3 separate regions of the Homo sapiens genome follow, and regions 1 and 3 are each linked to region 2. The links are chromatin contacts, found by Hi-C or POLR2A ChIA-PET in ENCODE. All regions are on one chromosome and are shown on one strand. The core of a region is the stretch at or near the end of the contact, and the rest is flanking DNA. Distances in the headings are between cores, read along the strand shown. Region 1 holds the start of ZNF367 (zinc finger protein 367). Region 2 holds the start of BICD2 (BICD cargo adaptor 2). Region 3 holds the start of ERCC6L2 (ERCC excision repair 6 like 2).

Region 1 (4,698 bases), core at 1,836-4,335, 3.7 Mb after region 2:
TCTCTATCTCCTGACCTTGTGATCCGCCTGCCTCGGTGTCCCAAAGTGCTTGGATTACAGGCGTGAGCCACCCACCCGGTGGATACCGATCCATCTTACATCTCACTAGGGGATACCTAGAGGCAGCCCAACAGCAACTGTAGCCTTTAGTAATACTCAGCAATACTATCAACGCTTCTATCGTTAGTTTCTTCATTTTTTTTTTTTTTTTTTTTTTTTTTTTTTTTTTTTGAGACGGAGTCTCACTCTGTCCCCCAGGCTGGAGTGCAATGGCGCAATCTCGGCTCACTGCAACCGCCGCCTCCCGAGTTCTACCAATTCTCCTGCCTTAGCCTCCCAAGTAGCTGGGATTACGGGCGCCCGCCACCACGTCCGGCGAATTTTTATATTTTTAGTAGAGACAGGGTTTCACCATGTTGGTCAGGCTGGTCTCGAACTCCTGGACCTCAGGTGATCCACCCGCCTCAGCCTCCCAAAGTGCTGGGATTACAGGCGTGAGCCACCGCACCTGGCAAGTTTCTTCAATTTTTGTTAAAGAGTTGAGGTCTTGCTTTGTCACCCAGACTGAAGTGCAGTGGTGCTATCATGTCTCACTGTAGCCTCAAACTCCTGGTCTCAAGTGATCCTCCTGCCTCAGCCTCCCATGTAGCTACGTATATAGGTGCAGGCCGCCAGATGCGGTCTATGTTGCCCAGGCTGGTCTTGAACTCCTGGTCTCAAGTGATTCCCCAGCCTCAGCCTCCTGAAGGGATCACAGGCATGAGCCACCTCACCAGGCTCTGTTATGGTTTTTTTTTTTGTTGTTTTTTTTTTTTTTTTTTGAGACGGATTCTCGCTCTTTTGCACAGGCTGGAGCGCAGTGGCCTGATTTCAGTTCCCTGCAAGCTCCGCCTCCCGCTTCACGCCATTCTCCTACCTCAGCCTCCCGAGTAGCTGGGACTACAGGCGCCCACCACCAAGCCCGGCTAATTTTTTGTATTTTGAGTAAAGACGGGGTTTCACCGTGTTAGCCAGGATGGTCTTGATCTCCTGACCTCGTGATCCGCCCGCCTCTGCCTCGCAAAGTTCTGGGATTACAGGCGTGAGCCACCGCACCCGGCCCAGGTTCTGTTCTTTCAAATGTTTACTGAGGTGCAGTTTCAAGAGCTGAAGTGTATAAAAACCTATAGTTTTATAACCTTATAATTATTTAATAATAATGCCACATAAAATATATCAATTTCCTCAAAACCCAAACAATGTAGTTTCAACATCCTTGTGACTGCATGTAAAATGATCAAACTCGTTTCAACTTATACATTATGTGCTGATACAGATGCAGTTATCCACTATGTGATTTACTTGTTATCTCTTGCAAATTGCTTATCTTATACAGCCACTTAACAAATGGAACCTGGATATTACCCTTCTGTTAGCACCATTCATTCATTACACAAATATTTTTTGAGCACCTTTATTGAGCATTTACAGAATGTAAGGTAGTAAAGTCATATAGTCTTCTAGATAGAAATACTCCTGGCTCACCTGGAGCTTACAGTCTACAGAGTTCAGTATAAGTCAGCAGAAAGTCACCCCAAACACATGCAGGACTAAAAGCCACAAAACCTCGACCTAGTCCCCGCTCTTCCACTACTGAGCTGTGCCATCGTGGGAAGGTCGCCTCACTAATCACTGTAAGCCCCAGCTGCCTGATCTGTAAAATAGGTTTGAACCAGTGGTAACGACCTTCCCAGCTTTAAGCAGTCGGAGACTGCAAGCAATTTTAGCGTCCCATTCCACTATGTGCTCTCAACACCTAGCAAGTAGTATGCTGGATAAATGAAAGGCAGCGAAGGCACAACTTCAGCCGCAGAACAGGCCCAGAAGTCCTTTCTTGCTCTTCGGCTGTCTCTGCAGGGCATCTTTTAACAGGGCGAGGGCGATCTGCAGTAATGGAGCAAACACTGTGCGCTCCCTGCCCTCTCGCAGTCGGTGGAACAACTCAAGGCCCTCATCCCTCTCGTTTCCTCTCGGAACTGAGGACTCGGCAGCCCGCCGGGAGGATGTCAGTGGCCGTTGACCCGGCCTCCCCAGCGACCCCGGGCCGCGCTCCCGCCCACTGCACCTGCCGCAAGGACGGTCTCCCGCGCCGCTCCCGCCTGTCACGTGACAGGCCCCCCCCGACTGGGGCCGGTTTTTGGCGCGCGGCAGTGACGTCAGCATCCTGTCAGCCGCAGCCCCCGCCGTAGCCGGATCGACCTCGCGTTTTCAACTCCGCCCCGCCCGCCGCACCGTTAACGGGCCCCGGCTGCCCCACGTCCCGCCCGCCCGCCCGCCCGCGCCGCTCACCTTGAGGTGGCCGCTGTCTGGGCTGCTCGCTTCCTCCTCGTCCTCACCTCCCGAGGCGGCGGCGGAGGCCGAGGCGGCGGGCGGGGGCGCGCCCCGGCCACGAAGCCCCGAGTGCTCGGCGGCTGCGGCTGCAGGCAGGGCGGCCGAGGCGGCGGCCCCCGCGGCCCCAGGGCTGAGCGTCACGTTGTGTGCGTTCTCGCCCCAGCGCCACGGGTACACCATGAAGTCGCTGAAGCCGGGGCTGGTGGGGATGAGCGGCGGCGGCGGCTCCGGCTCCCCTCCACCGCCGCACGTTGGCTTGATCGGGGTCGTCCTGATGACCGACACCAGCACCCGCTTCGGGGAGTCGTGGCAGAAGATGACGGGCGGCGGCGGCGGCGGCGGGTTCTCCGCCATGGGCGCCTCGAAGCCCCGGATCATCGCCCGGCCCGACCCCCAGCTCCGGCGGCCCCGGGCCGCACTCCTGAGCACCGCTCTGCCCCTCACTCGCTCTGCTCCGAGTCGCAGGCTCAGTCCTGCCGGCTCATGGCAGACTGACGTTTCCCGGAATCCTGCGCAGCAGCCACCTAACTAGTTGAGCAGACGGCACCGGCGGGCAGGGCTGGACCCCAGCCCCAGGTCAAGCGCGCCCTCCGCTCTTTGTACTCCGCAGCGCAGGCTGCAGGGGTGGGAAGCAGCGGGCGGCCCGGCCCTTGCGGTGACAGGAAAGCAGGACGCGCGGCGCTGAGCCCCCAAAAATAACAACCTGCCGCCGCGGTGCCTGCCCCGGCTTTTCCCGCGTTACATTTCGCGCCTGGGCGGAACCAGTCACCGCGAGGCCGCTGCCCGCTGGCCGCACCGGCGAGTGACAGGCGGCGCGAGCCAATGGCCAGGCCTGGCCTTCTTTCCAGCCGGCCGGGGCGGGGCCGGGTCTGCGCGCGGGTCCTTCCCACCTCGCCATTGGCCGCCGCTCTTATATTTTTTTCTGTCTGGAGGGCCAACAGCGTTCGAAACTCCAGTGGAGCGCGCGGCGTCTCCACTCGCCCGGACACACCCGCCTGCCGCCCCGCCCCGCCGTCCCTCCGCGTGGTTAGTCCGGGCCAGGGAGACAAGGGCGGCGGGGAGGGCGGCAAGAGGGCGGCTGATTGGACAGCGGCGGGGCGGGGTCGGGGGGGGTGGTGATCGTTGGGCGGTGGAGGCGCGCGCCCCGCTCGGCCCCGCCCGCCGTTGGTTGTTGGGCCGCGGTTCCCGCGCGCAGGGAGTTTAAAGGGCTGGGGCCCCGCCGCCCGCCCCGCCCTCGGTCCCACCACCCGCCCGGCGGCTGGAGTCTCTGCTGCCCGAGGTCCTGATGGGCACCCGGCGTGCCTGGTTTCTTAATCGAGTTCCGTCTGCTCAGCTGTTGCACGCTCTGTGAACCAGCCCTGTCAGCACCGCCCTGACTCCTCCGGGCCGATTGTGGGCCTCCGGTTCCCCATCTGTGGAAAGGGGAGAGTCCAGGAAGTGGCCTCCGAAGTCCCTGCGGGCCGCTCGCGGCGCGGAGGCCACAAGAGCCGGGCGAGAGTAGACACTCTCACCCTGGACTGATGCCCCGAAGTTGCCTCGGGGATCTCCCCACCCCGGCGACCCCGCTCTACCGAGCGGCTGCTCCGGGAGTCGGGGCAGCGCCCTACTTTGCTCGGCCCCCACCTGCCCCGGCCGCGTCCTAGTACTCGCGCCGGGACGCGCGGAGCCCCAACGTCCTCTGCCCGCCCCGCCCCAGCCCCGCCTGGCTGGCGCCGACCGCGGCCCGGGTGGGGCTCGCAGGCTGCAGAGGAAGGACCGGGCGGAGGGGTTGCCCGGCTTCCTACCCGCTAGATGTGGCCTGGGGAGCTGCGTTTTGTTCTTGGGAATACAGATTCCCAGGCACCGCCTGATTCGCGGTAGGGGCTCAATAAATATTTGCTGAATGGATGAATGAATATCCATTGGTTAAGGGTTAGGATTGGTAATTAAGTTAGAACACGACTGTATAATAACAGATAACTAAGCTGAATAGCTTTTCTCTCTGTGAAAGACACACAAATGCACAGCTATGACTAAATTAAGCCACAATTGTTTAAAAACAAATAAAGGAAACTGTACTGATATGAACAATTTCAAAAATGTATTTTTATTTTAAAAGGCAAAACAAGCAATAGTGTGATTTTATGTAAAATTGTTAAAGTGGGGAAAATACGTTTTTACTTTTAGACGTACATAAAATATCTGGCAAGATGCAAAAGAAACATGGATCATGGAGGGAAATTGTGTGGCTGGGAACAGAAGTGAAAAGATTTCAAGAAATACAATATATAACTATCTTTTGAACTTTGAACCAAGTGAAAGTATCCTTTTAAGAAATGAAACAGTATA
Region 2 (4,680 bases), core at 682-3,181:
CCCCGCTACAGGAGACCAGAAACTGGCCGAGTCCACTCCCACTCCATATTCTCAGAGCCCCCTGCCTCCCTATCACACGCCCCACCCTAAGATGGGGACTCTTGCAAGAGCAGCTGCATCTCACCCCTCTTGTAGCTCCAGCGCCACTGGAGCATGCATTGCAGAAGGTGCCAATACCTGCTGACAGACAACAGAATCGAGTCCTGAGGGCGATGGGGGAGGACCCAGCTCCTGCTGGCCCAGGGTCAGCCATTGACTGGTACTAACTGAGCACCTGCTCTGCCCAGACATCCAAGCATCTGCTTGGATTCATTCTCTGCTCTCCACAGACGGGTCTCCTCAGACACGGGGGAGGCAAGGAAGGCTGCAAATGATTTAGGCACCTGTCTGGGCTGACTGGGAGCAGAGGTGCCAGGTGATAAGCCTGGAAACCAAGAGCCAAGGGCTCACCAGGACACACTCAAGTGGGGGAAGGGAGCACACCACCAAGCTATACTCCTGACCGCACACCAGTCCTTTCCAAATACATGACCCTCACAACAATCCTTTCTGGGCACGCAGTACTGCACTCCCATTTTGCAGAGGGGGAAACTAAGACTCACGGAGGGCCTCTACCCAAAGCCACATCACTAGCAAGGGGCACAGCCTGGATCCAAACCCTGGTGTATCCTCCCAGAAAGCAATTCCTGCAAACAACGCTATGGAGTCAGGGAACGGGAGAAGAGAAGCTGGGGAAGGACTGTCCAAGACTCCCGCTGCCCTGCCGCCTGGAGACCCTCGACCAGCCTGGTGGTCTAACCTACTCTCCCCCCAGTGGGAATGACACAGACCACTGAGGTCTCCGTCCAAGAGGAACACAGCAAGCCACAGCGAGGGGAAGGGCCCGAGAAGCGGGGCTGGACAGGAAGTGGGCCAGGGAAGTCATGCTAGCTGGTGGGAGCGCAATCCCGGCCATGAGGACACAGCGCTGGGCCTGGGGCAAGGGTACTGGGGGACCCATGCCAGGGGCAACCTCCACGTGCAACCCCGAGCCCCTACTCACTTAGGCCGCTGTCCACGACCTTTCCCCACCTCGGAGGCACTCATGAAAGAAGCAGAAACGCTCCGAAAGTAGCTGCGCCCAGAGAGGGGAAGTGCTTTCTCTGAAGGTGACAGAGCCGCAGCCACCCAGACCCAGGCCCACCCTCGGCCTCTCCCAGCGGGTCACCAGCATCCGTGGCCTCAGCTCCCGGCTCAGCCACTGCCCTCCCAACCCCACCCCACACTCAGACACACCCGGAACAGCGACCACCGCAAAGCATCAGCCCTTACGAAGCCCCGCCCCGCCGGGGCCGCCCAGGTCCGCACAGAAGCAGGCGGGCAGCTGCAGGAGGCGACAAGGCGCCCGGACCCCTGCATTAGCGGCGTCTGCAACGGCCGCGGCACCGGCCTGCTAGCCAAGGCCGGGCCCACTCCCACATACTGCCCGTGCCCCCTCCGCCCCGGCGGCCCACCCCTGCCGGCCCCCGCTTGGCAAGCTGACCTTGGCCGCCCTGGTGCCAGGGACGACGCCCACAGGCCCCGGCGCCGGGCGGGGGTCGCAGGGCAGGGCGGCTCGGCTCACCTCCTTGAGCTGCTCCATCTCGCTGCGGATAGCCTCATAGTCCACCTCGAGCTCCTCGAACTGCAGCTTGAGCTGGTGCTTCTCCTCGAGCACCGCCAGCCCGTACTCGGCCGCCTGGATCTTCTCACGCGTGGTCTCGGCCAGCTCGTGGGACAGCCGCTTCACCTCGGCGCGCAGCCACTCCGGCTGCGCCTCCATCACCAGCCGCGCGTACTCCTCCTCCTCCGACGGCGCCGACATGGTGGCCGAGGGCTGAGCCGGCTCCCACTGAGGCTCTCGCAGGCCGGGCCCTCCTCAGCCGCCGCCGCTGCCGCCGCCGCCGCCGCCCTGCCCCGACGGCCGCCCGCCCGCCCGCGCCGCCGCACGGCTCCTCCCCTCCGGCGCGCGGGGCCCGCTGGGGGCTGGAGTCCTGCCTGCGCTCCGACCACAAGGTCCATCATGCCCGGCGCCCGCCCGGCCCCCGGCTATGATTGGCCCATGCTCTGTGAGGGGCGGGCCCTCGGGCGCAGCCACTGACGCCAATGTGGCCCAGGGGGCTGTGGGGACAGTAGTCCCGCTAGCGCACCGACTACAAAACCCGTCCAGCCCCGCGCCCACCCGTCCCCGTCCGTGATTGGCCTGCGCCGCCAGCGTCGAGCCGGATGTACCGGCGCCTTGCAGTCCCCTGGACGGCGGTCGAGTGGGCGCGGCCCCGCGGCCTTCCCCACACTCAGAGCCGGGGACACTGCTCGGTCGCCGGGCCTCGCGCTCCCCTGTGCCTCTGGCAGCCGGCGGCCACGCGGGGTGGCAAGACGGCTGCCGGGAGAACCCCCAGGGGGAGGCGGGTGCGGGGCGGCAGGACTGGGCTCCCGACCGTGGGACGAACAACGCGGACAGAGCCCGGGAGGCCACGAGCTAGAAGCGCATCCGAGAGCGCGGGTGAACGGCTGCTGCTGGAAACCCGTGGACGGTGTGACGCATGCTCTGTGCAGACGTCTGGGGGCGGGAGGAGGACGGGCCAGCAGGGGGCGCCCAGGGGCCAGCGGGAACCTCAGCACCGCCCCTCAGTCCTTCAAGGTCTATTTCTTGGGAATAAAGACATTTCCATTAATACAGGGTCATAAACGTGGTAAATATAATTGTTGTCTCCGCATCTATTTTTAGGCCTGACTTAAGTTGTTTGAAAGCCAGTCGTACCCTTCGCCTTGGCGTAGGTAACACTTCTCCGTATATGGTGGTGTGTGAGATAACTCGTTTATTCTTTATCTCATTGACCTAAAGCGCAACACACCCCACAGCCGCTGACCGCCATAGCACCTAATGGCCAGTATCAGTGCAGATGAGTTCACCCTTCCCTCGTATTTTCTTTAGCCAGTCCACAGGCCCCAAGGGAAATCCTAAAGGATGATTTCCATGGACCCTAGCACAGCCATAGTCCCTTCCTTCCCACCGTCTCTCACTGCCCCTCTCCATCTGCTTGTCCGCCTCTCTTAGGCATCCCTAACCTCTCCGGAACCTAAGAATAATAAATTCCTTCTGTTTTGTACCTTTTAATTTTACTTTCTCATTGTATCTCACCTGAACCCCACACCCATTCGGTTCTCCTAGAGAGTGGCTATCTTGGCTTATGGTCACTCTCCCTCAAGACCAAATTAGAAAGAAGCCATGACAGCAGAAATCACAGCACACAGGGTACTGACACTATCTAATGCACAGTCCACACTCTAATTGCACGAGGGCCCAACACCATACTGGAGAGTTTCAGTATTGTTTTTGTGGTCCAGGATCCAGTTGCATTCAGTCGTCAGGTTTCCTGAGTCTCCTTTGATTGACCTTTCTGAGGAGTGCAGTGCACACTGGTATATGCTCATGGGGTGATGAGGTGATGCGTTTCTGGCAGGACTGTCACTGAGGTGTTGCTGAGTTTTCAGAGCACCAGCCGGGAGGTATGTGATGTCGATTTGCATTTCTCTGATTGATGCTGGGTTTTTCTTTGGTAATTAGTGTCATGAGTGAAGACTTTGCAACCATAGATATAGCCTATGACTCCTCAAACCTTGACCCACTGGTTTTGGCATTCATGACTACTTCTTGCCTGAAATAATTATTACCATACTGTCTGCTTTTTTTTTTTTTTTTTTTTTTTTTTTTTTGAGACAGAGTCTCGCTCTGTCCCCAGGCTGGAGGGCAGAGATGCAATTTCGGCTCACTGCAACCTCTGCTTCCCGGGTTCAAGTGATTCTGCCTCAGCCTCCCGAGTAGCTGGGACTACAGGCGCATGCCACCATGCCCAGCTAATTTTTTTTTTTTTTTTTTTTTTTTTAGTAGAGAGTGGGTTTCACCATGTTGGCCAGGATGGTCTCGATCTCTTGACCTCGTGATCTGCCTGCCTCGGCCTCCCAAAGTGTTAAGATTACAGGCGTGAGCGACCGCGACCAGCCATACTGGCTGCTTTTCTATTTCCATTAGTCCTTCTCCATTTATGAGTTGCCTTTGTACTGTGAGGCACCTATACCTTCTCATCTATTCCCTTCTCTCTCATTCATTAGCAGTATGGATCCATGGATTCTTATTTTACTCCGTGGGTTACAATCCATTACTTTCCTTACTTGCTTTGATGCTCAAATGGTAGCAGATTTGGCCCGTGGGAGCTCCTCCAAGCTGGCTCCATGTCTTCAAAACATCGTAATTTGTTATTATTGTTATTACTTCCTTGATGTCTGATGCAAATTGTTCCAAGATCATCTTGTGCTCTCCATGTCCCAGACCTGAAATCAGTCATTTCCCCAAGGAGCCCTGATTCTTTTTAGTGTTTTGTTTGTCTGAGGAGAATGTGTCATAGATTGGCTTGTGAAATTAACTAATTTTAAGGAGTTCAGTTGTAGTAGGAATAGGAAGACCAACCTTCCTGGCTTACCTGGGACTGTCTTGGGCTGGGCAAATTGTTAACTGTAAGTGGGAGAGCTCCCAGTGTAAAGAAGGAACAAGACTTGTTTGAGTGTGTACTTAGCAAGGGAGGGACTGATGCCCCACAGTGACTTGCCCAAGGTCACACAGCCTCAGGGCAACACCTGCACCTGATCCAGGCTGATCTGACT
Region 3 (4,452 bases), core at 359-2,858, 3.1 Mb after region 2:
ATAATAGTAATAACAACACATATATTCCTTACTATGACCAGCTACTGTTTTAGGAGTTTTACTTAATTATCTAATTTTTTACAATTACCATTTTTAGGTAGTTTACTATTATTAGCTTCACTGTAATGGTGATAGGTGAGTACAATAAAACACGGAGAAGTGATCTGGCCAACAACTCACACATAGATGGCTGAGTTAGATGTTTCACTTAGGCTTAAAGTTATTGCCTGCTGGTAAGCAAACAAGTCATATTTTAAATGAAGCATTTTATGAACACATACTACTAGTTTTTAGTATCTGCCATAGAATTGAGATCTATTTGCAAACAGCCATATTGTTTTCTTAAGACACTACTGTAGGCAGAATAATGATCCCCCAAAGATGTTTATCTCCTAATTTCCGGAATTCGTGAATATATTAGCTTACATGGCAAAAGGATTCTGCTGATGTGATCAAGGGCAGAGACCTGGAAATGGGAAGATGATCCTGGATTACTCAGGTGAGCCCTCAGAATCTTTTCCAGCTGCAATCAGCGGTAGACTTGAGGATGGAAGGTTCAGAGAGATGGCATATCACTGGCTTTGAAGATGGAGGAAGGGACCAAAGCCAAGGAATGTGGACAGAAGCTGGCAAAGGCAAGCTAAGGATTGTCCTGTGGAGTCACCAGAAAGGAGTGCAGCCCGGGTGACACCCAGGTAGCACTTCTGATCTACAGAACCGTGAGATAATAAATGCATTGTCTGTCAGATGATAAATTTGTGCTGTTTCAAGCTACAAAGTTTGTGGTTTTTGGTTATTGTGGCAATAGGGAACGGATACAGGCCCTGTCAGGTATTTCACTCAATCCATGAAATACCTTACAGTATACAAATTTTAACATGCGCGGGAGCCACTTACGGATCCGTCTATCTGTGCTGCCTGGGAGTGTCAAGAGGCCGTGTCCTTCATTCACCTCGCGCGTGGGCGGCGCTGCCCTGAAGATGCTCCCGGGCTCAGTGCAGACGGCTCAGCGTTCTCTCGCGTTCAACGAACCGCCAGAAACGTCAGATGGTACGGAGGAAAACACTTTACACTTTAACAGTATTTTTACGTTTATTTGCAGCAAATGTTGTTGGCTTTGTATTTAAAGTATTTATGACTCACTATAAAGTGTAGGATCCAAGAAAACGCGCTAGTTTCACTTGGCCCCCGTGGCTGTCCCGGGGAGCTCTCCAAGGAAGGACTGGTTCCTGAAGTTCCTGGGGTGCTGCACCACCACGGAAGAACCAAGCTCCACAGAGAAGCCAGAAGCCGCGACCGCGGGGACGCTCTCTGCCAGGCCTCCACCGCCTCAGCGGCCCTTTACAGCCACCGCATTCTCCATGCCCCCAGTTATTTCTAGCTTCGCACAGCGCCCGGCCCACCGAGCGACCTCAAACCTCGCGACACTCGCAACTCCCGAGGCCCTTCCTGCTACTGGCCTCAGAGGGAAGAGACATCGGGAAGATTGCTCCGCCCACAGAAAGGAAGATTTCGTTCTCGCGAGATCCCAATGACAATTCGGGAGCCCGTTCTCGCGGGATTTTCCAAGACCGGGTTGGAATTTGCGGGGGTTAGGAGACGGAAGTCAGAGCCTAGGAAGATTTGGGGGTCGCCTTGCCGGCCTCCTGTCCTCCTCCGGCGGCGGCGGAGCCCGAGAGAACTAGGTGAACACCGCTTTGCCAGCCTCACACAGCGTCCCCTGGCTCTGCCGCCGCTCCGGACGTCGCCCTCCCGTTCTGCTTGGGTCCCCTTAGTCGCTACCTTTGCTGGGATCCCCCTCCTCCATCCTGTGGCTTCGGGTTGCCGAAGAGCGATGCTCGGAGGGCGGCCGGAAGTGGCGTTGGCCGCCATTGGCCTGCCGGCCAGCCACCTTGCTGTCCTCCGCCGCCTTCCGGGTGTTACATGCAGCCGGGCTCGGCCCCTCCCCCTGGCCGGATGGATCCGTCGGCGCCACAGCCCCGCGCGGAAACCTCAGGCAAAGGTACCAGCTCCGCGCTCGCCCCTTACGCAGAGGCCTGTGTACTGCGTCGCGTTGGACCAGTTCTTGCCGGTGCCCTTCGGGTTGGGGTTTTGCCCTGTAGATCCTCTTCAGTGACAGCTGCAGATTGTGAACCCCTCCAGGCCTGGAACCAAATCTCCGATTCAGTGTTGAGAACCTGGACTCGGGAGTCAGCCCCTGGGATCTAGTGCTGCCTCTGACAGTTACTTGCTGAGCAACTTTGGGCAGGCTCCTCATCTGTAAAACTGGGTTCATTACTAGGTTCTTGCGATTATTAAATGACGTGGGGAATACGCAAAGTATTTATGTGACCCCGCGTGTGGCCCATATTAAGCACTCAGTAAATGTTATTTTCATTCTTTATTCTTGTATGCCCCAGTTGTTAGTGAATGGCAGAAGTTTGTTGTAAGTAGATAAATGAAGGTTGAGATATTTAGTTCAGTTGAGTTTTATTGCCTATTGAGTCAGGGCATTATATTCTGCCTTAAATAGGAGGTTTAAAGAAGGTGTGATTATCTACCACAAGTCACCTGGGATGCCTTCTGGCACCCAAATGAGTAGTTTTCATTAATAATTGTGCTGTATAACAAAAGCTACCAGGTATTGAGTGATTTTCCTGAGCCCAGCAATATGCTGATTGTTTACTTGCTTTCCTTTGAGGAAGATATCGATCTCATTAAATAGATGAATTCAGAGCTAAAGTTCAGAGAGGGCAAGTTACAAGCCTGAATTCTGAGGTCTAGGAATTGATGACGCTGTAATTCAGGGACCAAACATATAAATACCTATAGGAGACTGGCAGCTAAAAATAGATGAAGCTGCCGAGTGGATATTGTGACTGGGAGGCTCATTCCTTTTGATAAATCTAGTCACTCTTGGTATTTAGGGAAATTGGTGGAAGGAGCAGAAAGCTCCAGGGCCCCGAGGTGGGAACACCCTTGAGGAATGCTTGAGGAGGCCTTTGGAGTGAAAGAGGGAGAGAGAGACCCTATCACCAGAATGAGTTGAGTTGGTAATTAGTTTAAACCAAAACAAATGATTTCGACTCATTAAATTTTAGGACACTTAACCCATTTCCCTGTTAAATCCAACAGGAAATCTTAACAATTTAAGCAGTTGTTCTGTAGTTTGGATACTGAGAGATTCCATTTCTAACTCAACTGAATTTATTTCGTCCTAGAAATTATCCGAACTCAAACCCAAAATACTCCAATAAGTTGTGTGATTCCCTTAAGGCTTTTTTTTTTTTGCACATGCTGTACACTTATCTGAGATACAGTTCTTAGACCCCTTTCCCTTTTAAATTACATTTCTCAATACTCCCTTCTCATAGCACTCTTCTTCCAATGCAGTTTTTACAGTTATGTATATGTTGGTGTACTTTTTAGTTTTCTCGCAAGATATCAAGGATTTGTGAGATTGATAATTTGTAATAGGCCAGGCGCATGGCTCACACCTGTAATCCCAGTACTTTGGGGAAGCTTAGGCGGGAGGATAGTTTGAGGCCAGCCTGGACAACATAAGCGAGACCCTGTCTCTACTAAAAATAAAAAATTTAGCCAGGCATGGTGGTGCACACCTGTAGTCCCAGCTACTCAGGAGGCTGAGGCGGGAGGATGGCTGAGCTCAGGAGTTGGAGTTTACAGTGAGCTATAATTGTGCCATGACACTCCAGACTGGGCGACAGAGACACTCTTGTCTAAAAAAAAAAAGAAAAAAAAAAGAATGTGTAATAAATTCGCATGTTCACTGAATGTCTGCTGTGTGACTCTGTGTTGGTCCTGGGGATAAAATTTATAACAGTACAAACTTTTCTTGGAAAGGAAATTACTCTCTACTGGAAGGAAAAGACAAAAAACCAGTGGACATGATAATTAAATGTTATGATAAGTGCTACAGAGGCAATAAAATGATGAGATAGAGAATAATGGGTACCCTACGCTAAATAGGTGGACTGGGAGCAGAGAGACTGGTTAGGCATAATTTAGGGAAAGTTGATGGTGGCATGCTTTAAGACAGAGGTCTGCAAACTACTGCCTGTGGGCTAAAACTGGTCTGACACTTTTTTTTGTAAATAAAGTTTTATTGGAACACAACTGTGCCCATTTGTTTATGTATTGTCTGGTTGCTTTTGCATTACAAGGGCAAGAGACTGTATGGCCTACAAAATCTAAAGTAACAAATAGCTAATAACTGACTCTAGAGAAAATGTTTGCCAGCCTTTGCTTTAGAGAGATAGTGGCATGGAGGAAAGTGATTCATTTTTGAAGTAGAACCAGGATATTCTGATGGATTGGATGTAAGGAGTAATATTAAATGAGGTTTAAGGGCTGACTAATGGTTTTCTACCTTGAAAAGTTGGTTAGATGATGATGCCAGTTTTTTGTTTTTTTTTAAATGCCAGCTTTTTTTTTTATTATACTTTAAGTTTT

Evidence for each region. A loop is a pair of places that touch in the nucleus more often than their neighbours do. ChIA-PET counts read pairs that join two places held with the same protein, here RNA polymerase II (POLR2A). Pooled maps may share reads with other maps.
Region 1: a loop to region 2 is called in a map of CD4-positive, alpha-beta T cell, with 7 times the contacts of the local background. The contact joins the promoter of ZNF367 here to the promoter of BICD2 in region 2. A Hi-C loop is called at or near these places in 2 of 168 maps with a recorded cell type or tissue (CD4-positive, alpha-beta T cell and naive thymus-derived CD4-positive, alpha-beta T cell), 2 of 37 single-sample maps with no recorded cell type and 11 of 50 pooled maps.
Region 3: a loop to region 2 is called in a map of B cell, with 17 times the contacts of the local background. The contact joins the promoter of ERCC6L2 here to the promoter of BICD2 in region 2. A Hi-C loop is called at or near these places in 1 of 168 maps with a recorded cell type or tissue (B cell) and 5 of 50 pooled maps. POLR2A ChIA-PET finds 5 or more read pairs at or near these places in 1 of 52 experiments (CD8-positive, alpha-beta memory T cell).

The regions. Positions count from the first base shown.
Region 1 is chr9:96,415,285-96,419,982 of GRCh38, forward strand. ZNF367 (zinc finger protein 367) reads right to left here and starts at 3,086. Exons shown (of 5, transcript NM_153695.4): 1 at 2,329-3,086. The coding sequence starts at 2,748. RefSeq lists enhancers at 1,653-1,892, 3,367-3,900, 3,901-4,434 and silencers at 2,253-2,492, 2,793-2,932, 3,043-3,702, 3,963-4,232.
Region 2 is chr9:92,762,902-92,767,581 of GRCh38, forward strand. It overlaps BICD2 (BICD cargo adaptor 2), which reads right to left and starts at 1,932. Exons shown (of 7, transcript NM_001003800.2): 1 at 1,604-1,932. The coding sequence starts at 1,843. RefSeq lists an enhancer at 1-59 and silencers at 1,883-2,622, 3,475-3,524.
Region 3 is chr9:95,874,083-95,878,534 of GRCh38, forward strand. ERCC6L2 (ERCC excision repair 6 like 2) reads left to right here and starts at 1,609. Exons shown (of 19, transcript NM_020207.7): 1 at 1,609-2,002. The coding sequence starts at 1,957. It overlaps ERCC6L2-AS1 (ERCC6L2 antisense RNA 1), which reads right to left and starts at 1,895. Exons shown (of 3, transcript NR_023390.1): 1 at 1,783-1,895. RefSeq lists enhancers at 780-909, 1,140-1,189, 1,230-1,329, 1,464-2,338, 1,470-1,699 and 1 more.